Linked DNA regions of Homo sapiens: region 1 is linked to region 2. A link is a loop called in an ENCODE intact Hi-C map of the cell type or tissue named here. Cell type or tissue: B cell. All regions are shown on one strand. Links, peaks and the distances in the headings refer to the core of each region. The heading gives the core; the rest is flanking DNA.

The links. Hi-C counts contacts between places; a loop is a spot of excess contacts. Peaks named below come from ENCODE experiments on the same cell type or tissue, not always from the same donor. Only the 100,000 strongest peaks of a DNase experiment are listed, where the experiment ranks them.
Region 1: a loop joins it to region 2, with 8 times the contacts of the local background. A loop is called at or near these places in 19 of 110 quality-filtered maps.

Annotation. Positions count from the first base shown.
Region 1 is chr7:5,471,163-5,482,932 of GRCh38, reverse strand. FBXL18 (F-box and leucine rich repeat protein 18) reads left to right here. Exons shown (of 5, transcript NM_024963.6): 5 at 1,002-7,136. The coding sequence ends at 1,158. Among named protein-coding and RNA genes, the nearest start is that of MIR589, 19 kb to the left of the region's middle. In B cell, for the core only: CTCF peaks have their summits at 4,504 and 4,704 (motif pointing left); a DNase peak (open chromatin) is centred at 4,702; H3K4me3 peaks cover 1,026 bases.
Region 2 is chr7:5,392,272-5,404,041 of GRCh38, reverse strand. TNRC18 (trinucleotide repeat containing 18) reads left to right here. Exons shown (of 30, transcript NM_001080495.3): 3 at 9,447-9,602. Among named protein-coding and RNA genes, the nearest start is that of TNRC18-AS1, 21 kb to the left of the region's middle. RefSeq lists enhancers at 2,117-2,618, 6,041-6,410. In B cell, for the core only: a CTCF peak has its summit at 7,408 (motif pointing left); DNase peaks (open chromatin) are centred at 6,671 and 7,311; H3K4me3 peaks cover 1,520 bases; H3K27ac peaks cover 1,739 bases.

The DNA of each region.
Region 1 (11,770 bases), core at 1,399-9,398, 80 kb before region 2:
CCAAGTAGCTGAGGTGACAGGCATGCACCACCATGCCTGACTCATTTTTTAAAATTTTTTATAGAGACAAAGTCTCCCTATGTTGCCCAGGCTGTTCTGGGACTCCTGGCCTCAAACAATCCTCCCACCTCAGCCTCCCAGGTGTTGGGATTACAGGGGCAAGCCACAAATGCACTTGCATTGCATTTTGGCCTAGGAGGGCCAGTAGGGCTGTGCTGGTGGCCTGCTCTGACTGTGGAGGGGTCCCTGTTCTGCTTCATGGCCCGCTGGGGGACTGTGGTTGGTTGTAGGGTTGTGGGGAAGGCAAAATGAGGTCATGTCTGTCGAGCTCAATGCAGCGTCTGGCACTCGGTGGGCACCCCGTGGCAATTGTGCATGAGTTTTCGTGCACAGCGTGGCGGGGGCTGGTCGCCTGGGGGTGGGGGCATTGGGGGGGGGTCGCCTACCTGCCATTTGTCATGCGGTCAAACGTGTGCTTTTCCTGAGTGGCCACCTGGGTATCTGCTCCTCCCAGCGACTGCTGCTGCCTCACTGACTTGGCAGTCGCACCCCCTTGAGGTGGCCCACCTGCGGCTGTGGGGTGTGGGCACCTGTCCCTTCTCTCTGTCCTGGCCGTGGGGCTTCCGTGGGCCAGGGGCCTCGGATCTGCCACTCCTGCAGTGGGGTCCCTCTGCTGCCCTGGGGCCCAGCAGCACGTCTGCAGAGCAGGGTTGGCCTCCGGGGCCTCTGATCCTCGTGGCTGGCATGGAGCGGGTGCCCCCTGAGCCTGGAGAGAAGCGTGTGGCCTGTTCCCGGCTGCCGTGCTCCTCCCCAGCTCTGTCTGCCACGTACAGGGCCCTTGAGGCACTTAGAGGGTGACTCTGGCAGGCATGGTCTGTCTGGGAGCCCCAGGTGAGCCCGGGACGGGGAGGCAGGTGTGAGTGCCTCCTGGGCTTCCCCAGCAGGCTCCGCCCCCTCCGTGGCCACCCATGTAATCCGCTGACCGCCTGTCTCTGGTTCAGCTTCCAGGCCGAGCGGCCCGCGTTAAACGTCGTCATCTTCCCTCTGCTCCACGAGGGCCTGACCGACGTCATCCGGGACGTCCCCCTGGTGCACCTGGATGAGATCACCTTATTTAAGAGCAGAGTGGCCGAGGAACCGCCGAACCTGTGGTGGTGAGAGGCGGAGCCGCCGCCCATCGGTCTCAGTCACCTCGAGAAGCTGCAGGAGCCTGGGACGCCAGGGACCCTTGGTTTGTCACAAGAGGAAGGGGGCCTCTCTCCCGGCCAGCCACGCCCCACCTGGCTCCTGGGGCTCCCGGCGTCTCCACGGCTCTCTCATGGGGACTGTTGCTCTGTGAAGTTTAGGTCGAGGGGATGCGTTCTGGGTGACATGAGGGGGCTCGGGGGACGGTCGATGTGGGGGGCTGGCTGAACCAGGCTGACCCTTGGGGCCTGGCTGGGGGGTTTGTATACTGAGCCGCAATCCCTGGGGGCCCTGTCCACGGGCCTGGAGGGCCCGAACCCCCTGCCACTTCCGACCGGGAAGCGTGTCCCTTGGCTGTTGTGTTTGTGGTCACCTGCCACCGGGGCCCCGTGGATGGGCGGCCACATGCTGTCCCCCTGAAGTCCAGTCGGCCGGGCTGGTCACCGTGTATCTGAGTGTCCCCTTGCATGGTCAAGTGTGACATGGGGAAGGGCCTGCCAGTTTAGTGGCTGCAGACTTGGGACTCTCCATCCCATTAGGACACACTTGAGCCCACTCATGTCTCTGGGGCTTTTCTAGCCAGATGATGCCTGTGGCCCCAGAGAGGTCCCCTGAGGTTGGGACTGCTGGTTGGAGCCTCTCCTGTGACTTTTCAGCCCAACCAGCAGGGCCCGTTTCTAACGAGAGAGGCCTCCTCCCCCTCCCACCCACCCCACGGCCTTCAGCTTCCCTGGGAAGGTCCATGCGCGTTCCTGGGGAAATCGATACACATTCGGCTTTGTTAGAATAACGCGAAACATTAAAACCCAGAAAGGATTCTTAAGGCTGGAGTAGCAATCACATGACCCCATTTCAAATGACTTCATTTAAGACTTTAAAAATACTCAGCTGGGCGCGATGGCTCACGCCTGTAATCCCGGCACTTTGGGAGGCTGAGGTGGGTGGATCACGAGGTCAGGAGTTCAAGACCAGCCTGGCCAACATGGTGAAACCCCATCTCTACTAAAAATACAAAAATTAGCTGGGCGTGGTGGCGGGCGCCTGTAATCCTAGCTACTCAGGAGGCTGAGGCAGGAGAATCGTTTGAACCTGGGAGGCGGAGGTTGCAGTGAGCCGAGATCACACCATTGCACTCCAGCCTGGACAACAGGGTGAGACTCCGCCTCAAAAAAAAAAAAAAAAAAAAAAAAAAAAAAAAATATATATATATATATATATATTCAACACACTTTGGGAGGATCACTTGAGCCCAGGAGTTTGAGATCAGCCTGGGCAACACAGGGATACCCCATCTCTGAAAAAGAAAGAGAAAAAAACAAAGTTATTCCAAAAATGAGGACATCCTCCTGGCATCTGAGTCCTCACCCCATGTGCCACGGTGGCCGCTTCTGCCGTCCTCCACCTCCAGGCGCTCCTAGAGCTGTCCCTGGGCCAGTGGCTTCCAAAGGGGGCTGTAGTTGGGCCCTGCTAGCCTGGACCGCCGCCCTGGCCGCTCTTGGTGAAGGGCCCCTTGTCCAGCCCGCCTTCCTCCTCCTGGGTTTCCGTGTGACAGATGCCCCGTCCTGTGGGGTGGTGTCTCACATTTGCTTTGCTGTTAAAAAATGGGGTACACCATCCCCAGGCCTCCAATCACCGGCCCTGCCCCTGAGTGGGGATGGTTTTCAGCAGCTCCTTGCTCTGGGGGCCAAGCTCCTTGTCCAGGAGGCCTTTGGAGAACTGGGGTCAGAGCTGTGGGGAGGTACAGCCCTCCTGTGCAGGCTGCCTCCCAGCTCTCCACCTGGCAGTCTTGACCCCACCCTGGCGCCTCTGCTCACTGGCACAGGTGGATCTGGGGTTTGAGGTCTCCTCCCACTTCACCCTGACTTTCTTGTATGTATGGGGTCATCGCCTCCTCTCTGAAGCCCACGGGTCCTCTCCCAGCCCCAGGCTGCACCCAGTGCAGAACCTTTGCCTCCTGGCCAGAGGGACCCTTCTGCAGGCTGATTCCAGCAGTGCCCGATGGTGGGACCCACACCAGACCAAGCCTTCGCCTCCCAGAGGCCTCCTGGCCCTCCTGTCATGGCCTGTGAGAGCCACACCCCTAGGCCCCGTCTCCTAGTCTGCAGGCCGCAGGACCAGCTGCCCACGGCCCCAGGGGGCAGGGGCTGTAGATGAGGGTCTCAGAGGTGGTGGGAGCACCCCCCCCACCCACAGTTCCTGGGCATTTCTTTAGAGCTTTAAAATGGCACCTGGAGACCACCAGGCGCGGCGATCAGATCGGGTGGTGTGGTGCCTCCTGGGACTGACCACTTCTTGCTCTCCGACCAGGCAGGGGCGAGTGGCCTGGGAGGTTCCCGGACCCTCAGGGGGCCTGTGTCTCTGGGCACCGCAGCTCCGCCCCACTCCTTCCTCCAGAACATTCCCCACTCGGGCTAGAGAATTGCGTCTGCTCCAGGAATGCATCCTAGCGTGTGTACGATCGCGCCTGGGTGTCCTGTTCTCATGAGCAAGCGGTTTTAACCAGCAGCATAATTTATACTCATAGACAGGACTGGGGGAAGGGCTGTTCCTGAGGCTGGGGTGCAGTGCCTTGGAAAGCACCCCTGAAACAGTGGACCTTGTATTTTTAGTGTCCCCTGCAACCATCCTCTGACTTAGAGCAAGAATTTCCGCTGCTGCTACCCCCGAGATGGGCTTCACCAGATGTTAATAACGTGCTTATTTTCTCTAAGTGCTATTTTGGCACCAGCGTTAGTTGCAATTTATATTCTGCAGCATTTGATGCTGGGAAAAGAACCCACCCTAATGGTCCCCAATTGGCAGAGCTCGGCTGTTAAGCAGCAGACCATATGCTGCCTGCTGGAGGAGCGTGGTCAGCACTTGTCCCCGTGCCTGCGTGCGTGTGCCTGCGTGCACGTGTGCCTGCGGGTACCTGTGCCCTGTGTGTGCACATGTGCCTGCATGCGTGTGCCTGCGTGCACGTGTGCCTGTGTGTACATGTGCCTGCGTGTACCTGTGCCCTGTGTGTGCACGTGTGCCTTCGTGTACCTGTGCCCTGTGTGTGCATGTGTGTGTGAGTCACGTCTTCCGTGTGTGTATGTGAGGGAGAGACTGTGGGGTTGGAGGGAGGGAGGAGGGGAAAGGGTATGTATCCCTTTGTTCTTTAAAAGGGAGAGCCCCAACCTCTCTGGCTGCCCCCTCCTGCCTGTGCTCCCAGCTCACCCCACACCTAGCTGCTATTTATTCTCCTGACCCCCTTCCCGGCCCTGCAGCCCCGTGTCCCGCAGCCTCCGCCCCGCCTCCTGCTCCACGTCACCAGGCAACACTCGGCTCCACCAGGCTTCCGAAGGTGGCCCAGAGCAGGCACTTGAGCCTGATGACCCAGAGCAAAGCTGCCTTTCTGGGCCTTGAGTACTCCTTTCTGCTATGGAAGGCTTTTCTTGTTTTCAACGGCCCGTCCAGCCCAGGGGGGCTGGGTGAGGGCCGCTTCCTTCTGCAGCAGAGGGGGCGGGCTCTATCCTTGCCATCTGCTGCCCCCAGAGGCCCTGCCAGGACATGGGCCTGAGCGGTTTCTTCTCCAAGAGGCCCTCCTGGGACCTGTCTGTGCACAGGGCGGGAAGACACTTGCTGCTTCGACCCAGGACGGCAGCCAGGACGGGCTGAGCTCCTCTTGCGCTGCAAACACACAAGGGTTGCCTGCCAGCTCAGCAGCGCCCTCCCTCAACCACACCCTGGGTCCGGACCCAGAGCCACAGGCCGTTGGACCCAGGGGACCGGGGCTGGGCTCAGGCGTGGGCCTGGAGGGCTTGTGGAGGGGCCAGACCTAGAGCCGTAGGGCTCCAACAGCTGAGGGCTGGGCCCCTGCCGGCCAATGAAGCTCCAGACCAGTGCTCCGGCCTTGGCGGTGCCAGCAGTGCTCCTGCAGGGATGGAGGGTGCTGGAGGCCTGGATGCGGGGACCTTGATCCCCCAGCAGGCAGCGCTGTGGCAGCCTCCCACCTCCTCTTCCCCTGTTATCTGCTCCTTTTAGGATCTGAAAATTACAGAGCCTTTTTTTTTTTTTTGAGAGGGAGTCTTGCTTTGTCCCCCAGGCTGGAGTGCAGTGGCACGATCTCAGCTCACTCACTACAACCTCCACCTCACAGGTTCAAGCGATTCTCCCACATCAGCCTCCTGAGTAGCTGGGATTACAGGCACCTGCCATCATGACCGGCTAATTTTTGTATTTTTGCAGAGATGGGGTTGCACCATGTTGGTCAGGCTGGCCTTGAACTCCTGACCTCAAGTGATTCTCCTGCCTCGGCCTCCCAAAGTGCTAGGATAACAGGTGTGAGCCACCGTGCCTGGCGCATTACAGAGCTCTTGTAAGAAAACGTGTGAAATTCATGGACAAAGTGAGGTGATGAAGTGTGGGGCCACTAAACCAAAGGCAGAGGAGACGTCGGCCACTTCCTGTGGACGTGGGCAGAGCGCTGCTGCCAGTTCCTGGTAGCCTTGACCACGACGCTGGGGGGTCTTTGTGATGGTCATGGGTCTCATTTGCACTTGGGGGTGTGGGATTCAAGTTAGAAGTTTCTAGATCTGGCCGGGCGCAGTGGCTCACGCCTGTAATCCCAGCACTTTAGGAGGCTGAGGCAGGCGGATCATGAGGTCAGGAGATCGAGACCGTCCTGGCTAACACAGTGAAACCCCGTCTCTACTAAAAATACAAAAAAGTAGTCGGGTGTGGTGGCGGGCGCCTGTGGTCCCAGCCACTCAGGAGGCTGAGGCAGGAGAATGGCATGAACCTGGGAGGCGGAGCTTGCAGTGAGCTGAGATCGCACCACTGCATTCCAGCCTGGGCGACAGAGTGAGACTCCGTCTCAAAAAAAAAAAAAACAAAAGAAGTTTCTAGATCTACTGGGCATGATGAACACAAACCCCACAGACACTGAGGAACCCAGTGGTGGCAGTGACTCGGGCTCCTCTGCTCTCTAAAGCTCCTTTGAGAAACATGGGAGGGGCCGGGCGTGGTGGTTCACGCCTGTCATCCCAGCACTTTGGGAGGCTGGGGCAGGAGGATCGCTTGAGCCCAGGAGTTCGAGACCAGCCTGGGCAACATAGTGAGACTGTATCGCTACATAAAATAAAAAAAAAAGTTAGCTGGGCATTGTACATGTGCCTGTGGTCCCAGCTACTCAGGAGGCTGAGGCAGGAGGATTGCTTGAGCCCAGGAGTTGGATGTTGCAGTGAGCCAAGATCGCACCATTGCCCTCCACTCTGGGCCACGGAGCAATACCCTGTCTCAGAAAACAAACAACAAAAAGCAGAAACGCTGAAGGGGTCGGTTTACGGGAAAACCGCCTGTCAGAACACTTGGCTACTCCTACCCCAGATCAGTGGACCTGGGAATGAGGGTTGGTCCCGGGAGGCTTTTCTCCAAGCTGTTGCCACCAGACCCGCCATGGGAACCCTGGCCACAGAAGCCTCCCGGGGAGTGAGCCAGAGCCTGGACCGCTGTGCTGATGTGTCTGGGGTGGAGGGAGGGTGGGGAGTGTGCAAGGGTGTGTGTGTGCCCGGGGGGTGTTCATGGGCAAGCATGTGCGTGCCTGTGTGTGTGCGTGCCCCTCCCCTGCAGCCGTCGGTGGTATCTCCCTCCAGCCCCTTCGCCACCTTCTGAGCATTGTCTGTCCACGTGAGACTGCCCAGAGACAGCAGAGCTCCACGTGGTTTTAAGGGGAGACCTTTCCCTGGACCTGGGGGTCTCGCCGTATCTCATGACCAGGTGCTAAATGACACGACATGCATCACCTGCCTTTCGATGACCAACCTCCCTGTCCCCGTCCCGCTGACCTGCCCCCGTGGCGTCTCACGGTGATGCCTGCTCCTGACATTGGTGTTCACTGTAGCAAACTACATTCTGGATGGGAATTTTCATGTACATGTGTGGCATGTGGAAAATTTCAAATAAAATGGACTTGATTTAGAAAGCCAGGCGGCTGTGTGGTCCTTCCAGCACGGATACTTTGACCTCTTGCCTACAACCCCTTCCTTGGGTCCGAGGCTGGTAGCTTTGTTCACTTCCGATGGTTGGGGGCGGGTGCCGTGCTTGGGGAGGCGGGTTGTCTGAAACAGAGGTGTGTGGATGGAGACACAAGACCCAAAGCGGGGGGCAGACACTCCCCAGGGGGCATCAGGAGGTGACAGCTGAGACAGCCTTGGGCTGGGGAGGCCAAAGGTGAAAGAGGAGGCTGCGTAGGTCAGGATGGGCCTGGCAGGGAGCAGTGCAGGTACACTGGCACGGTTGTGCAGGCTACACACTGCAAAAGCCTCCCTGTGGTCTGGTGGCAGCTCAGACAGCAAAAGTGGTGGCTGGCTGAAGGCAGGCAGGGCCGAGTCAGCTTAGGCTTTCCCTCAGGGCTGTGGAAACAGCCTCAGCATTGTTCATTTTATTTTATTATTATTTTTTGAGATAGAATCTTGCTCTGTCGCCCAGGCTGGAGGGCAGTAGTGTGATCTCAGCTCACTGCTACCTCCGCCTCCTGGGTTCAAGCGATTCTCCTGCCTCAGCCTCCGGAGTAGCTGGGATTACAGGCACCCACCACCACGCCCAGCTAATTTTTAAAATATTTTCAGTAGAGACGGGGTTTCGCCATGTTGACCAGGCTGGTCTCGAACTCCTGACCTCAAGTGATCCACCCGCCTCGGCCTCCCAAAGTGCTGGGATGACAGGCGTGAGCCACCAGGCCTGGACCATCTTAACCATTTTAAAGTGCATAATTTGGCCAGGCGCGGTGGCTCACGCCTGTCATCCCAGCACTTTGGGAGGCCGAGGCGGGCGGATCACGAGGTCAGGAGATCAAGACCACCCTGGCGAACACGGTGAAACCCCGTCTCTACTGAAAATACAAAAATATTAGCTGGGCGTGGTGGCGGGCGCCTGTAGTCCCAGCTGCTCGGGAGGCTGAGGCAGGAGAATGGCCTGAACCCGGGAGGCGGAGCTTGCAGTGAGCCGAGATCGCGCCACTGCACTCCAGCCTGGGTGACAGAGCGAGACTCTGTCTCAAATAAATAAATAAATAAATAAATAAATAAATAAATAAAAAATAAAGTGCATAATTTGCCAGCGGAGGATTTTTTTGAAGAAAAAAAAGTAAAATAAAGTGCATAGTTCAAGCTGGGGGCGGTGGCTCATGCTTGTAATCCCAGCACTTTGGGAGATCGAGGCAGAAACAACACTTGTGCCCAGGAGTTTGAGAGCAGCCTGGGCAACGTAGTCAGACCTTGTCTCTACAAAAAGTACAAATATTAGCCGGGCATGGCGGCACACACCTGTCTGTGGTCCCAGCTACTTAGGGGGAGGCTGAGGCAGAAGGATCGCTTGAGCCTGGGAGGTCACTGTTGCAGTGAGCCGTGATTGCACCACTGCACTCCAGCCTGGGTGACAGAGCGAGACCCTGTCTCAGAAAAAAAAAAAAAACGAACTGCACAGTTCGGTGGCATTAAGCACATCACAGTGTTGTGCAGCCATCATCACCATCCGCTTCTAGAACTTTCTCATCTTTCCCAACTGAAACTCTGTCCCCATTAAACATTCACTCCCCAGCCCCCTCCCTCAGCCCCAGGCACCCACCATTCTACTTCCTGTCCCTATGAGTTTGACTCCTCTGGGTGCCCCATAGAAGTGGAATCTGGGCCAGGCACAATGGCTCACGCCTGTAATCCCAGCAGTTGGAGAGGCCAAGGCTGGTGGATCACCTGAGGTCAGGAGTTTGAGACCAGCCTGACCAACATGGTGAAACCCCATCTCTACAAAAAGTACAAAAATTAGCCGGGCATGGTGTGGCGCACGCCTGTAGTCCCAGCTACTTAGGAGGCTGAGGGAGGAGAATCACTTGAACCTGGGAGGTGGGGGCTGCAGTGAGCCAAGGCCGCACTATTACCCTCCAGCAGCCTGGGCAACAGAGTGAGACTCCACCTAAAAAAAGAGTGAAATCTGCAGTGCATGTGCTTTTTTTTTTTTTTTTTTTGAGATGGAGTCCCATTCTGTCGCCCAGGCTGGAGTGCAGTGGCACAATCTCGGCTCACTGCAACCTCTGCCTCCCGAGTTCAAGCAATTCTCCTGCCTCAGCCTCCTGAGTAGCTGGGTAAGAGGCATGTGCCACCATGCCCAGCTGTTTTTTGTATTTTTAGTAGAGACGGGGTTTCACCATGTTGGCCAGGCTGGTCTCGAACTCCTGACCTCAGGTGATCCACCCACCTTGGCCTCCCAAAGTGTTGGGATTACAGGCATGAACCACCGCACCCGGCACTTGTGCTCTTGAGGCTGGTGTATTTGCAGTGTCAGTTTGGGGCAGAGACCTCCTTTACCTGTCCTGGGCTCTGGGAAGAGGCTCGGCCCAAATGTGGCAGGAGGTGGGAGGAGGCACCAGGATCCGGATGGGGACAGGGCTGCCGGCAGAGGGTGGGCTCCAGGGCTGCTGCAGAACGGAGCGGCCAGGGTGGGGCCCCTCACATGAGCCAGGGACTCAGCAATGCCTCCTTCTGGCTTGGTTCTTGAGGTGATGGTGTTTCTCTGGCAGAAATGGCGACATAGGGCCAGGAGCCTCCCATCCTGCCCAACATTGTCTGAGCCGTTGCCTGCAGCTTGACATGTACACACCGTCCCCTGGTGATGTCTTGTGTCTGGCTGGAGGGAAATCAGCGGTCGGTGCTGGGGAATTGGGCAGTGGGTGGGGGCTGATACTCTGTGCTGCCGACGCCAATGGCTGCAGCAGGGGAGAGAGGATGGGAATGTGTGCAGCGAGGAAGCCCAGGAGCCCTTCCTTCAGAGGAACATGTGAGACTGTCATTACAGTGACAGGCAAGCGGGGGAGAGGAGCGCCAAGGCTGAGCAATAGCCAGAAACATTCTGTCTTGTACATAACAAGGCACTCCCAAGTTCAGGGTCCAGAACGGCCACTGTGGGGTGCTCACGGCTTCTCCAGGGCAGGTATTTGCACAGGGGATGGCACTACGAGTTATCTGTTCCATGGTGTCTGGAGCCTCCACCACAGTGACTCAGCAGTTGGGGACTGAAGTCTCCTGGAAGCATCTTCACTCGCAGGTCTGGTGGTCAATGCTGGTGTTGACCTGGACCTCAGTGGGGCCTGTGGCCAGAACACCTCCATGTGGCCTCGTGTGGCCTCTCCATGAGACCTCTCCATGTGGCCTTGTCACGTGGCCTCTCCATGTGGCCCCTCCATGTGGTCTCTCCATGTGGTCTAAGTGGCCTCTCCATGTGGTCTCTCTACATAGGCTAGTTGGGCTTCCTCACAGCGTGGCAGCTGGGTCCCAAGAGCAAGCGTCTCCAGAAAACCAGAAGGACGGGCCCTGGCTTTGGCTGTCACATGGCATCACTTCCACACCCTGTTGACCAAGGCAGTCCCAGAAGCTGCCACAGTCAAGAGACGGGGCACAGACCCCCCACTTGCCAGGATGAGTGATGAGCTGTCATTGCAGAAGACCTCTTGGGGTGGGAGGTCATGTTGTGGCCATTTTTAGAAAGTGCGTCTTAGTGCACTGGGCCTGTTGGTGTTGGCCTTGGCCTTGCTGAGGGGCGTGCTGGGGGTGTAGTGGGGGCAGCGGCTTCAGCCCAGGTCTGGGGGAACTTGTGTTTTCCCACACACCTCCTGAGCTGATGCTCCTGCTTCATTTTTGTTTTGAGATAGGGTCTTGCTCTGTCACCCAGGCTGGAGTGCAGTGGCGTCATCCTGCTTCACTGCAGCCTCGACCTCCTGGGCTTGAGTGATCTTCCTGCCCCAGCCTCCCGAGGAGGTGGGACTGTAGGTGCGCCCCACCACACCACACAGGGTCTTACTGTGTTGCCCAGGCTGGTCTCAAACTCCTGGGCTCAAGAAATCCTCCCGCCTCAGCCTCCCAAAATGCTGGGATTACAGGCGTGAGCCACCGCGCCTGGCCATGATGCCCCTGTTTTGTGGGGGGCACTACGCCAGGGAGGCCAGAACATGCGAAGAGCCCTGAAAAGGTCAGGGGTCTGTACCTGGAGTCGACTGAGTGTGTGAAGCCGCCTGGCCTTTGTCCATGTGGCGAGCCTTTAAAGTAAAAATGAAAAGCACTTTGGGAGGCCGAGGAGGGCAGATCATGAGGTCAGGAGATCGAGACCATCCTGGCTAACACGGTGAAGCCCCGTCTCTACTAAAAATACAAAAAATTAGCCGGGCGTGATGGCGGGCTCCTGTAGTCCCAGCACTTTGGGAGGCCGAGGCAGGCGGATCACGAGGTCAGGAGATTGAGACCATCCTGGCTAACATGGTGAAGCCCCGTCTCTACTAAAAATACAAAAAATTAACTGGGTGTGGTGGCGGGCGCCTGTAGTCCCAGCTACTTGGGAGGCTGAGGCAGGAGAATGGCGTGAACCCGGGAGGCGGAGGTTGTAGTGAGCCGAGATCGCGCCACTGCACTCCAGCCTGGGCGACAGAGCGAAAAAGCCCCGGCCCGTGTGTTCCGAGGGTTTGCACTGGAAGCCTCGGGAGTCGTGGCTGGAGGAGGGCGGAAGAGCCAGCTCGAGAGGCTTTGGCTGCCCCCAGGAGCCCTGCACAGCGGCTGATTTATTGCGGGCGTTGAAC
Region 2 (11,770 bases), core at 2,447-10,446:
TTAACCCATTCTTTGGCTTAGATATTACAGAACTCTCTGGATCTTGTGATCTATGGGAGTTTGAAGGTCATTCTATCTAGAGGGTCCTTGCAGGATTTTTAGCTGCTATCTCGGAAACACCTATGTTACCTGTCAGTGTTTAGGGCCAGAATAATGCCTTTCCTGGGTGACAATTCTGGTTTGACTGAGTCTATGAGATGCTCTGATAGTCTGTTGACATTTTAAGGGATGCAGTTTTTTTTTTTTTTTAAACAGACAGGGTCTCACTCTGTTGCCCAGGCTGGTGTGCAGTGGTGCAACCATAGCTCAATGCCTCTAATTCCTGGGCTCAAATGATCCTCGTGCCTTCAACCTCCCACGTAGCTGGGACTACAGGTGTACACCACTAAGCCTGGCTAATTTTTTAATTTTTTTGTATAGATGGGGTCTTGCTAGGTTGCCCAGGCTGGTCTTGAACTCCTGGCCTCAAACGACTCCTGCCTCAGCCTCCCAAAGTCCTAGGATTGACAGGTGTGAGCCACCACACCGCAGTCTGGGATGCAGTTGTTGTGAGAGGTCAAGATGTTTTAAAACGTGAAGATAAACCGGGCATGGTGGCTCACGCCTGTAATCCCAACACTTTGGGAGACCGAGGCGGGCGGATCACCTGAGGTCGAGAGTTCGAGACCAGCCTGACCAACATGGAGAAACCCCGTCTCTACTAAAAATACAAATTTAGCTGGGCGTGGTGGTGCATGCCTGTAATCCCAGCTACTCGGGAGGCTGAGGCAGGAGAATTGCTTGAACCCGGGAGGTAGAGGTTGCGGTGAGCTGAGATCACGCCATTGCACTCCAGCCTGGGCAACAAGTGAAACTCTGTCTCAAAAAAAAAAAAAAGTGAAGATAAAATGTAATGTGTTTGGTTATGAAGGGCTGTCTGGGATTGAAAATGTGCAACCTATGTCTAACAGACGCTTCTGCTTTGTCTGGGTGGTGCGGCTGAGTGGAGAAGTGTAGGTTTGGGAGTGAGAGCCTCAGTCTCTTTATCTGTAAAAGGGACACCAATCCCTCTCCCCGTTGACAGGAGTGGGGAGCACAGGGTAGAGAAGCAGGTCCCAGAGAATGCTGCAGGGAAGGCCTGGGCACCCTTCCTCCAGCTAATCAGGACCTTGCCCCCCCATTCCACACCATAAATATATTTTTTTTTTTGAGACAGAGTCTCACTCTGTCGCCGAGGCTTGAGTGCAGTGGCACTGTGTCGCCTCACTGCAACTTCTGTCTCCTGGGTTCAAGCAGTTCTCCTGCCTCAGCCTCCCGAGTAGCTGGGATTATAGGCGTCCACCACCACGCCCGGCTAGTTTTTATATTTTTAGTAGAGATGCGGTTTCACCACGTTGACCAGGCTGGTCTTGAACTCTTGACCTCAGGTGATCTGCCTGCCTCGGCCTCCCAAAGTGCTGGGATTACAGGCGTGAGCCACTGCGCCCAGCCGCATAAATATTATTTTCTAATTTTTTTTTTTGTCTTTTTGAGACAGGGTCTCGCTCTGTCACAGGCTGGAGTGTGGTGGCGCGATCTCGGCTCACTGCGACCTCCGCCTCCTGGGCTCAAGTCATTCTCCCACCTCAGCCTCCTGAGTAGCTGGGATTACAGGCCCACACCGCCATGCATGGCTAATTGTTTTTAATTTTTGTAGAGATGGAGTTTCACCGTGTTGCCCAGGCTGGTCTCAAACTCCTGACCTCAAGTGATCTGCCTGCCTTGGCCTCCCAAAGTGCTGGGATTACAGGCATGAGTCACTGTGCCTGGCCTAAAAAAAATTTTTTTGGGATGGGGTCTTGCTCTGTTGCCCAGGCTGTTCTTTTTTTTTTTTTTTTTTTTTTTGAGACAGAGTCTCGCTGTGTTGCCCAGGCTGGAGTACAGTGGCATGATCTCAGCTCACGGCATGCTCCGCCTCCCGGGTTCATGCCGTTCTCCTGCCTCAGCCTCCGGAGTAGCTGGGACTACAGGGGCCCGCCACCACGCCCAGCTAATTTTTTCTTTTTGTTTTTAGTAGAGACGGGGTTTCACCGTGTTAGCCAGGATGGTCTTGATCTGCTGACCTTGTGAGCTGCCCGCCTCGGCCTCCCAAAGTGCTGGGATTACAGGTGTGAGCCACCACGCCCGGCCAACCAGGCCGTTCTTAAGCTCCCGGCGGTCCTCCCACTTTGGCCTTCCAAAGTGTTGAGATTACAGGCATGAGCCACTGTGCCCAGTTCCTACCGTAAATACTACTTGAGTACCTCCGATGTGCAGCATAGGACTAGGAATAAAAAATAACTCGTAGCATACCTAGTAATGCTGGGGTGAGCAGTCTAGCCAAATGTGGCCCACGTCTTGTTTTTGTAAATAAAGTTTTATTGGTACAGAGCAACGCCCAATCGTTTACTGTCTGGGTGCTTTCCTGGCAACAGGCAGCAGACACCCTTTCAAAGAAAAGCTTGCTGTCTTCAGTGGGCAGAGACAATAAGGAACTAACACCTGTGATAACAGGTGATAAGCAGTGGAGAAAAACATTTCAGGAAAGGGCGTGGCAGGGTAAGTTGCAATGTGAAAAAGGACAGGGAAGGCTGAGCTGTAAGAGAAGGGAGTGAAGGAGTTAGGGTATAGACAGGCGGGAGTGTGCAGGGTCTTCCCTGTATATCTGGAGGGAGGACCTGATTCAGGGCGAGGGGCAGAGGTGGGCCGGAGCTACTCTGGACTAGCCCATTGGCAGTGACAAAGCCTTCTGGTTCTTTGCTGTTTAAGGAACTTATATCCCTATCATGATCACATGCAGCCCCCCCGCCCCCCCCCGACTCGAACCAGGGAGGACTTCAGGTGCCCACCATACAGTTTCTAGAAGGGTCCCCAGCAACTACTGTTGCAGAGGGAAGATTGCATTGGTGGGCCAGACATGGTGGGTGAGTCACTCGGCCTCCCAAAGCATTGGGATTACAGGCGTGAGCCACCGCACCTGGCCTTAGTTTTAATTTTTAATAAATTTTTTTTGAGACAGGGTCTTGCTCTGTCTCCCAGGCTGCACGAAATCTCAGCTCACTGCAGCCTCAGCCTCCTGTGCTCGAGCAATCCTCCCACCTCAGCTTCCAGGGTAGCTGGGTTACAGGCGTGCACCACCACACCCGGTTAATTTTTTTGTATTTTTTTGTAGAGATAAGAGTCTCTATCAGCCCAGGCTGGTCTTGAACTCCTGGGCTGAAGTGATCTGCTGCCCACCTTGACCTCTGGTAGTGCTGAGATTAAAGGTGTGAGCCACCACGCCAGGCTACAGCTTGCATTTTTTTCATGGAGGTGAAATTCACGTGGCATACAATTAACCATTTGAAATGTGTATACTTTAGTGGTGTTTGGTGTATTCATCCTGTGTAATCACCAGCTATCTATGGTTTCAAAATTGAATATTTATTTATTTGAGAGAGAGTCTCACTCTGTCGCCCAGGCTGGAGTGCAGTGGCGTGATCTCGGCTCACTGCACCTTCCACCTCCTAGGTTCAAGTGATTCTCCTTCCTAAAAACCTCCCGAGTAGCTGGGACTATAGGGACACGACACCATGCCCGGCTAATTTTTGTATTTTAAATAGAGACGGAGTTTCACCATGTTGGTCAGGCTGGTCTAGAACCCCTGACCTCAGGTGATCCGCCCGCCTCTGCCTCCCAAAGTGCTGTGATTACAGGCATGAGCCACCACTCCCAGCTCTGAATTTTTGTTTTAAGCAAGGACAAATGGCATTTGGCTAGAAGCAGACACGGACTCTGACCTTGTAGTAGGTGCTTTTAGCTTCTCTGAGCTCCAGGGTTTGTAACCATAAATAATAACAATAATCATAGACCAGGCTCAATGGCTCAGGTCTGTCATCCCAGCACTTTGGGAGGCCGAGGTGGGAGGATCGCTTGAGCCCAGGAATTCTAGACCCCAGACTTCGCAACATAGTGAGATCCTGACTCTACGAAAAAGAAAAAATAAAAATGAGCTGTACATGGTGGTGCACACCTGCAGTCCCAGCTACTCAGGAGGCAAAGGTGGGGCGATTGCTTGAGCCCGGGAGGTTGAGGCTGCAGTGAGTCATGATCGCACCACCTCAGCTCCCCAGGTAGCTGGGACTATAGGCGCCTGCCACCACGCCCAGCTAATTTTTGTATTTATAGTAGAGACGGGGCGGGGGCGGGGGGTGGTTTTCGCCATGTTGGCCAGGCTGGTCTCGAACTCCTGACCTCAAGTGATCCACGATCCACCCGCCTAGGCCTCCCAAAGTGCTGGTATTATAGGTGTGAGCCATCGTGCCGGCTGTGTGTTTTAGGTTTTTTTGTTTTTGTTTTTGAGACACAGTGTCGCACTGTTGCCCAGGCTGGAGTGCAGTGGCGCGATCTTGGCTCACTGCAGCCTCTGCCTCCTGGGTTCAAGCAATTCCCCTGCCTCAGCCTCCTGAGTAGCTGGGATTACAGTTGTGTGCCACCACGCCCGGCTAATTTTGTATTATTGGTAGAGATGGGGTTTTACCATGTCTGCCAGGCTGAACTCCTGGCCTCAAGTGATCTGCCCGCCTCGTCCTCCCAAAGTGCTGGGATTATAGGTGTGAGCCACTGTGCCCAGGTGTGTGTTTTAGGTTTTGACGGTCATTGGTCTTAGCTTCTAAGGTGTCGGGTGAGATAATAACTGGGGTGAGTAGGCGGCAGCCAGTTACTTGATTTGGGGAGCCAGGTCTTGAGCTCAGCCTAGGGCGAGAGGCAGGGAGACCCCCATACCGCAGGTTGGTATGAGGGATTCCAGTCAAGTCTTTCGAGAGGCCAGTGAGCTCTGGGCCTAACTCAGTGCCCCCTGGCACCCTGAGGCTTGCATCCTTCTTGGTGAAACGGGGGGATGGCAACTGCTCGGTCCTTGGGTGTGGGTGTGAGCAGTGGGTGGGGCAGGGGGGCACTGTGGGGGCTTGGAGTATAGTCTAGAGATGGAAGGAGACCAGGCAGGATGGCCTGGCATGGGCTGTGCTTCTTCGGGGTTTATTTTAGAGCCTCTTTTGTGAGTTGCGGGATGCCTTGATCCTCTCCTCACCCTAATGTGTATCTCTTTGCGTTGGCCCTGGGAACATTGGAAATCACATTTATGGCTGGACAGGGTGGCTCATGCCTGTAATCCCAGCACTTTGGGAGGCCAAGGCAGGAGGATCGCACGAGGCCAGGAGTTTGAGACCAGCCTGGGCAACATAGTAAGACCCCATCTCTACAAAAAAGAGAAAGAAAAAAATTAGTGGGGTGTGATGGTGTGTGCCTGTGGTCCCTGCTACCCAGGAGGCTGAGGCTGGAGGATTGATTGAGCTCAGGAGTTGGAGGCTGTAGTGAGCTATGATTGAGCCACTGCACTACAGCCTGGGTGAACAGAGAGAGACCCTGTCTTTAAAAAAAAGAAAAGAGGCCGGGCACGGTGGCTCATGCCTGTAATCCCAGCACTTTGGGAGGCCAAGGCAGGAGGATTGCTTGAGGCCTGCAGTTTGAGACCAGCCTGGGCAACATCGCAAGACCTCATCTCTGCAAAAAAGAAAAAGAAAAAAATTAGCTGGGTGGCCAGGCACGGTGGCTCACGCCTGTAATCCCAGCACTTTGGGAGGATGAGGCGGGTGGATCACCTGAGGTTGGGAGTTCGAGACCAGCCTGACCAACATTGAGAAACCTCATCTTTACTAAAAATACAAAATTAGCCAGGCGTCGTGGGGTATACCTGTAATCCCAGCTACTTGGGAGGCTGAGGCAGGAGAAACACTTGAACCCGGGTGGCGGAAGGTGCGGTGAGCCGAGATCGCGCCATTGCACTCCACCCTGGGCAACAAGAGCGAAACTCCCATCTCAAAAAAAAAAAAATTTTTTTTTGCTGGGCCTGATGATGTGTGCCTGTGGTCCCAGCTACCCAAGAGGCTGAGGCTGGAGGATTGATTGAGCTCAGGAGTTGGAGGCTGCAGCGAGCTATGATCGAGCCACTGCACTGCAGCCTGGGTGAATTGAACAGAGTGAGACCCTGTCTCTAAAAAAAGAAACAACACTCGTGCAATTGGGTAATCCCAAATAGAAGTATGTCCTGGGTGGCAGGTCACAGGTGGCAGGTTCCAGCCACTGTGATATGGCAGGAAGTAAGGAAGATAGTCCCCGCCCTCAAGGAGGGAACTGTCTCTCGGGGAAGACAGAGGCATGAAATCCACAAGGAGGCTGGCAGATCTGTTTCCGAGGGGTTGTGGGTGGTCACAGGTCACTTGGGGCCTGCTTGGGTCGTGTGGCTGTTGGAGGCTTCTCTGGGGCCCAGGGAGACCCGAGGTGGGAGTGAAGGAGGAGCATTCTAGGAGGCCTGGGAGTTCGTGCCTGACGGGCCAGGCGGGAAAGGGGCAGGCTCCTGACGTGACCAGGGAGAAGTTTGTTTGTTCTGGAGAGTGAGGTGAGGGGGGTGGCACGCTGGCCTCATCGCCATAGCTGAGTGGGGATTGTGTGTCCATTTTACAGAGTGGCAGACTGAGGCACTGAGAACGGCACTGCCTTGCTGGGGATGCTGGGGGTTCCCGGCTGCCCCGCCCAGCCTGGGAGGAGGGGCTTTGGGTGCCATTGAGCCCTGTGGTGGGCAGGAGCCGTTGGCTGGCATCCGGGCCTGGGTGCTGCTGGGCGGGTTTCACAAGCCCGGGCAGGGGCCGGCCTGGGCCATTAGGCTTCCGTGCAGCCTGCGGCAGGAAGAGCTGGCGGCTGATGTAAGCTCTTGCGCAAACCCTGGCTGCTGGCTTCCGGAGCCTTCTACCCACCCGCCTGCCACAGCAAGGCGGAAGCCCGGGGCTCAGCAGGGCTTGGAGGCCCTGCTGCCCCGGCTTGGGCCGCATGGATGAACTGACTGGCCACCGAGGCCCCGGGGCCCGAGGGCTTGGCGCTGGAGTCCGGTGAGGGGGCTGGGCCTGGCTGGACTGGAGTGTTGGGGGCCGGACACGGGGTGGTGGTGATGGCGTGTGGCCCGAGGGCACCCCTTGCTGCTCTGCCCACTCCTGTCTTTGGGGCCCAAGGTGGAGGCCCTGCCCTTCTTTGCCTCAGTTTCCCCACATGTACCCCAAAGAAGATGGGTTGGATATTCTGGGATCCTGTGCCCCTGGGAGGCGGTCAGTGAGCACTTGTATACAGGCCCTTTATTGGGGAGAAGGGAGGCACTGGGGACTCAGAGGCTGGACTGGGATCTGTGAGCTCCCACAGGCTGGACCGGGGCCATCTAGGAGCCCACATCTCCTGCAAAGCCACATAACTTATCCATGCCCCCTGTAAACAGTGCTCACAACACAGGGCCTTAAAGGAGGTAGCTCTAGGGTACACACGGAATCCCTCCGCTGGGGGCTGGCCAGTGGTAGCACCCAGCTGGAGGTGCTTTGCTGCCACCTCCTGAGGGTGTTGCTGGGAGGATTTGAAATCAGCTGCACGGTGCCTGGTGCATTCCAGCTTTTAGCGAATGGGTGCCATGGCTGGTTATTGTTATTATTTATATTTTGAGTCCAGGTCTTGTTCTGTCGCCTGGATTGGAGTGCAGTGTTGTAATTGCAGTCACAGCTCACTGCAGTCTCCCAGCTCCTGGGCTCAACCCATCCTCTCGCCTCAGCCTCCAGAGACTATAGGCGAGAGCCACCTTGCCCGGCCTGTTGTCATTATTTATCATTATATTGTTTTTTTTTGAGACGGAGTCTCACTCTGTTGCCCAGGCGGGAGTGCAGTGGCACGATCTCAGCTCACTGCAACCTCCACCTCCTGGGTTCAAGTGATTCTCCTGCCTCAGCCTCCCGAGTAGCTAAAATTACAGGTGCCTGCCACCACGCCCAGCTAATTTTTTGCATTTTTTTTTTTTTTTTTTTGAGACAGAGTCTCTCTCTGTCGCCCAGGCTGGAGTGCAGTGGAGCGATCTCGGCTCACTGCAACCTCCGCCTCCGGGCTTCAAGTGATTCTCCTGCCTCAGCCTCCCGAGTAGCTAAAATTACAGGTGCCCGCCACCACGCCCAGCTAATTTTTAGCATTTTTTTTTTTTTTTTGAGACGGAGTCTCTCTCTGTCGCCCAGGCTGGAGTGCAGTGGAGCGATCTCAGCTCACTGCAACCTCCGCCTCCCAGCTTCAAGCGATTCTCCTGCCTCAGCCTCCCGTGTAGCTGGGACTACAGGTGCCCGCCACCACATCCAGCTAATTTTTTGTATTTGTCTTTTTAGTAGGGGCGGGGTTTCACCATGTTGGTGAGGCTGGTCTCTAACTCCTGACCTTGTGATTCGCCTGCCTTGGCCTCCCAGAGTGCTGGGATTATAGGCTTGAGCCACCGTGTTCGGCCTCATTATATTGTCATTGTGGTTAAACACATGCTTCCTTCCCTATCATTCCCGAAGGGAGGCATGTTTATCTCCATTTTGTTGATGTGCAAACCGAGACCTGGTAAGGGAAGCCCCGTGCGCCAGGGCCTGCATGCTTCTCTCTGACCTGTGACCCAGAGGCCTGCCAGGGTCTTCCCTTAGAGGGGATGGCGTTTGGGGCTCGTGGGACAGAGCCCCTGGGTGGCAGCTGGGAGGCACCCTGTCCGATGTGGGCCTGGCCACGTGGGGCATGGCGGGGCTGGCTGTGGCTTCCACCCAGGCCCTGCTGATTTCCATCATGTTTCTGAGCAGCAGTCTGCCCCGTGGCCCCTATTGGCAGTGACCCCGGGGTGGGGCCTGCTGTCTGGAGGGGTTGCCCTCCACGGGGCTCCCTTAGCGGCCCCCACGCCTGCCGCTCCATTCATCACGGATTCATTCCCTAAGCCACTGTGGCTCGGTGGTGCCAGCCATGGGCTGGGGGACACCCTGCAGGGCTGCATTCTGAGTCCCTGCTTTCTGGCTGTGTGACCTGGCACTTCCCATCTCTGAGCCTCACCTTCTTTTTCTGTGAAATGGGCACACGGGGCTGGCTAGGGCTGCTGTGGGAGGTGATTCTCTGGCTGGAGGGTGGGTGTCCTCTCTGGGCCTGCAGAGCTCAGCATATGAGCCCCCCGCCTGTAAGTCCCCCACCGCCTTGCCCTGTGGCCTCTGGAAGTCCCAGTGCGCCACCGACTTCAGGATTCCACCTGCAGATGGGGAGAATGGTGCCGGGCCGGATCTGGGCTGGTTGGGCGGCAGGGGTGGAAGGCCCTCCTCCGAGGGTGCGGGGTGCCCAGGGCTGAGGGTCTGCTGTGGGGGGCTTCCTGCCGTATTGTGCTTTCTCAAGCCCTGGGTCTGGTTGGGTTGATCCAGGACCATCTTGCAGCCCAGGGGTGGGGCCGGAGCAGGGGAACCCTCTTTGGTCTCCTGGCCAGCATCAGCTCCACACAGCTGGGGAGAGGCGGCGGTCTCGGGGCGGTGGGTCGGGGCGGTGGGCTGGGGCGGCGGCGCCTCCCTGGTTGTCTGCCTGACGGTCCTCCCAACTTCTCTCTGCAGGCGAGGCCTTCTTGGGCAGCTTTGTGGCCAGCGGGATGGGGCCCTCGGCCTCGTCCCATGGGAGCCCAGTGCCACTGCCCTCTGACCTGTCTTTCCGCTCCCCAACCCCTAGCAACCTGCCCATGGTGCAGCTGTGGGCCGCCCACGCCCATGAAGGTAAGGAACATGCCGGGGTCGGGGCTGAGGGCTGCTGGGCTGACGTCCCAGCCACTCTGGCCACTTCATGTGCCCCTCTGTTGTCATCGCTGAGCTGGGGCTGGTGGGTCCCAGGTCACCTGGCTTCCCTGTTGTTTCTCAAACGCTCAGGGCTTCTTCTTGTCACTGTCACAGGGCATTTGTATGAGCTGTTTCCTCTCCTTTCAGCCTGACACCCCATGCCACAGACCACCTTCCAGTCCTCCTCCGGCTCAGCTCAGAGACCCCCTCTTCCGCACCCACTTCCATCACTTGCTTGTGACGACAGATTATCTCATCATTCATGAACTACCCGCTTTCCCACCGGAGTGAGCCCTGAGTTCAGGGCCTAGTGTGATCTACTCAGCACTGTATCCCTGGTACACAGTAGGCTCATTAATAATTACAGGAGCAGGCCGGGCATGGTGGCTCACAGCTGTAATCCCAACAGTTTGGGAGGTGGAGGTGGGAAGATCACCTGAGGGCAGGAGTTCGAGACCAGCCTGGGCAACATAGCAAGACCCCATCTCCACAAAAAAAATTTCCCAGAGCGGGGGGACCTGGGGCTGTTGGGGCCTTTTCTTCTGCATTTCTGCAGCCATGCCCCTCAATGTAGGGGCTCTGCAGGCCTGGCTTCCCCGGGGTCGTGAGCAGATTCTGGATTTCTCTAGAGCCTCACTTTGATTTTCTGCCTGCAAAGGAATGGGCCTGCAGACCTCCAAGCTCCTCTGTCTTCTCTGGCTTTGACAGGTTCTGGATGTTGGGCGCTAGGTACTTCCTTCTCCCTCCTCCCTCCTTCCTCCTTCCTCCTCCCAGGTGTCCTGTAGGTGCTCGTGGTTCCTGGAAGGTTGCAGCCCTGGAGCTCCTGCTGCAGGCTTAGGGCTCTTCCGGCCCTCCCCAGCCACTCTCCCTCCACTTCCTCCTGCGGGGCCAGGTCTGACCGTCATCCCGAATCCTGCGGCTGCTGTGTTCAGCCCAGGAGGAGACAGGTTCAGCCAGAGGCGTCTCTAGTCACAGGACCCCATCCAGTCCTTACAGTACTTTGCCCATTGTACAGATGAGGTCAGCGAGTCTGCTCTTCCTGGACACTCTGGGGAAGGCATCTGAATCCAGGCACGAGGGTGCCCAGCCTGCACAGAGTGGGCCTTCTAGGCTGGGGTCGCACCTGAGCCTCCCACTTTAACCAGCCAAGGCAGATGCCAGAGGGTCTGGATGAGGAGAGCCTGCCTCTCGGGACTGTCTGCCACCAGCTCACTACCTCTCTGTCCCTGAGACTTTTCTCTTTGGCCAACAAATCCTAGTGATGACCACAAACACACAGGGTGCTTACCACAGCCCAGTGCACACTCAGCTCACTTCAGCCTCAGAGCCAGCCCTGCCCGGGGGAGGGACTGTTAGGCCCTTTTTTTTGAGACAGGGTCTTGCTCTGTCGCCCAGACTGGAGTGCAGTGGTGCAATCTCAGCTCACTGCAACCTCCGCCTCCCAGGCTCAAGCCATTCTCCCACCTCAGCCTCCTGAGTAGCTGCGACTACAGGTGCACACCATCACGCCCGGTTAACTACTGTATTCGTTTTTGGTGGAGTTGGGGTTTCACCATGTGTCCCAGGCTGGTCTTGAACTGCTAGGCTCAAGCGATCGTCCCACCTTGACCTCCCAAAGTGCTGGGATTACAGGCATGAGCCACTGTGCCCGGCCTATTAAGCCCATTAGGTCCATTTTACAGACGGGAGAGCAGAGACCTGATGCCTGTGTGGGAGAGCTGTTTTTTTATTGTTGGTTGTATTTTACTTATTTATTTATTTTTTGAAATGGAGTCTTGCTCTGTCGCCCAGGCTAGAGTATATAGTGGCACAATCTTGGCTCACTGCAACCTCTACCTCCCGGGTTCAAGCAATTCTCCTGCCTCAGCCTCCTGAGTAGCTGGGATTACAGGCGTGCGCCACCACGCCTGGCTAATTTTTGTATTTTTAGTACAGACAGGGCTTTACCATGTTGGTCAGGCTGATCTCGGTTCACTGCAACCTCTGCCTCCTGAGTTCAAGAGATCCTCCTGCCACAGCCTCCTGAGGAGCTGGGACTACAGGCGCCTGCTACCACACCCGTCTAATTTTTTGTATTTTTAGTAGAGATGGGGTTTCCCCATGTTGAT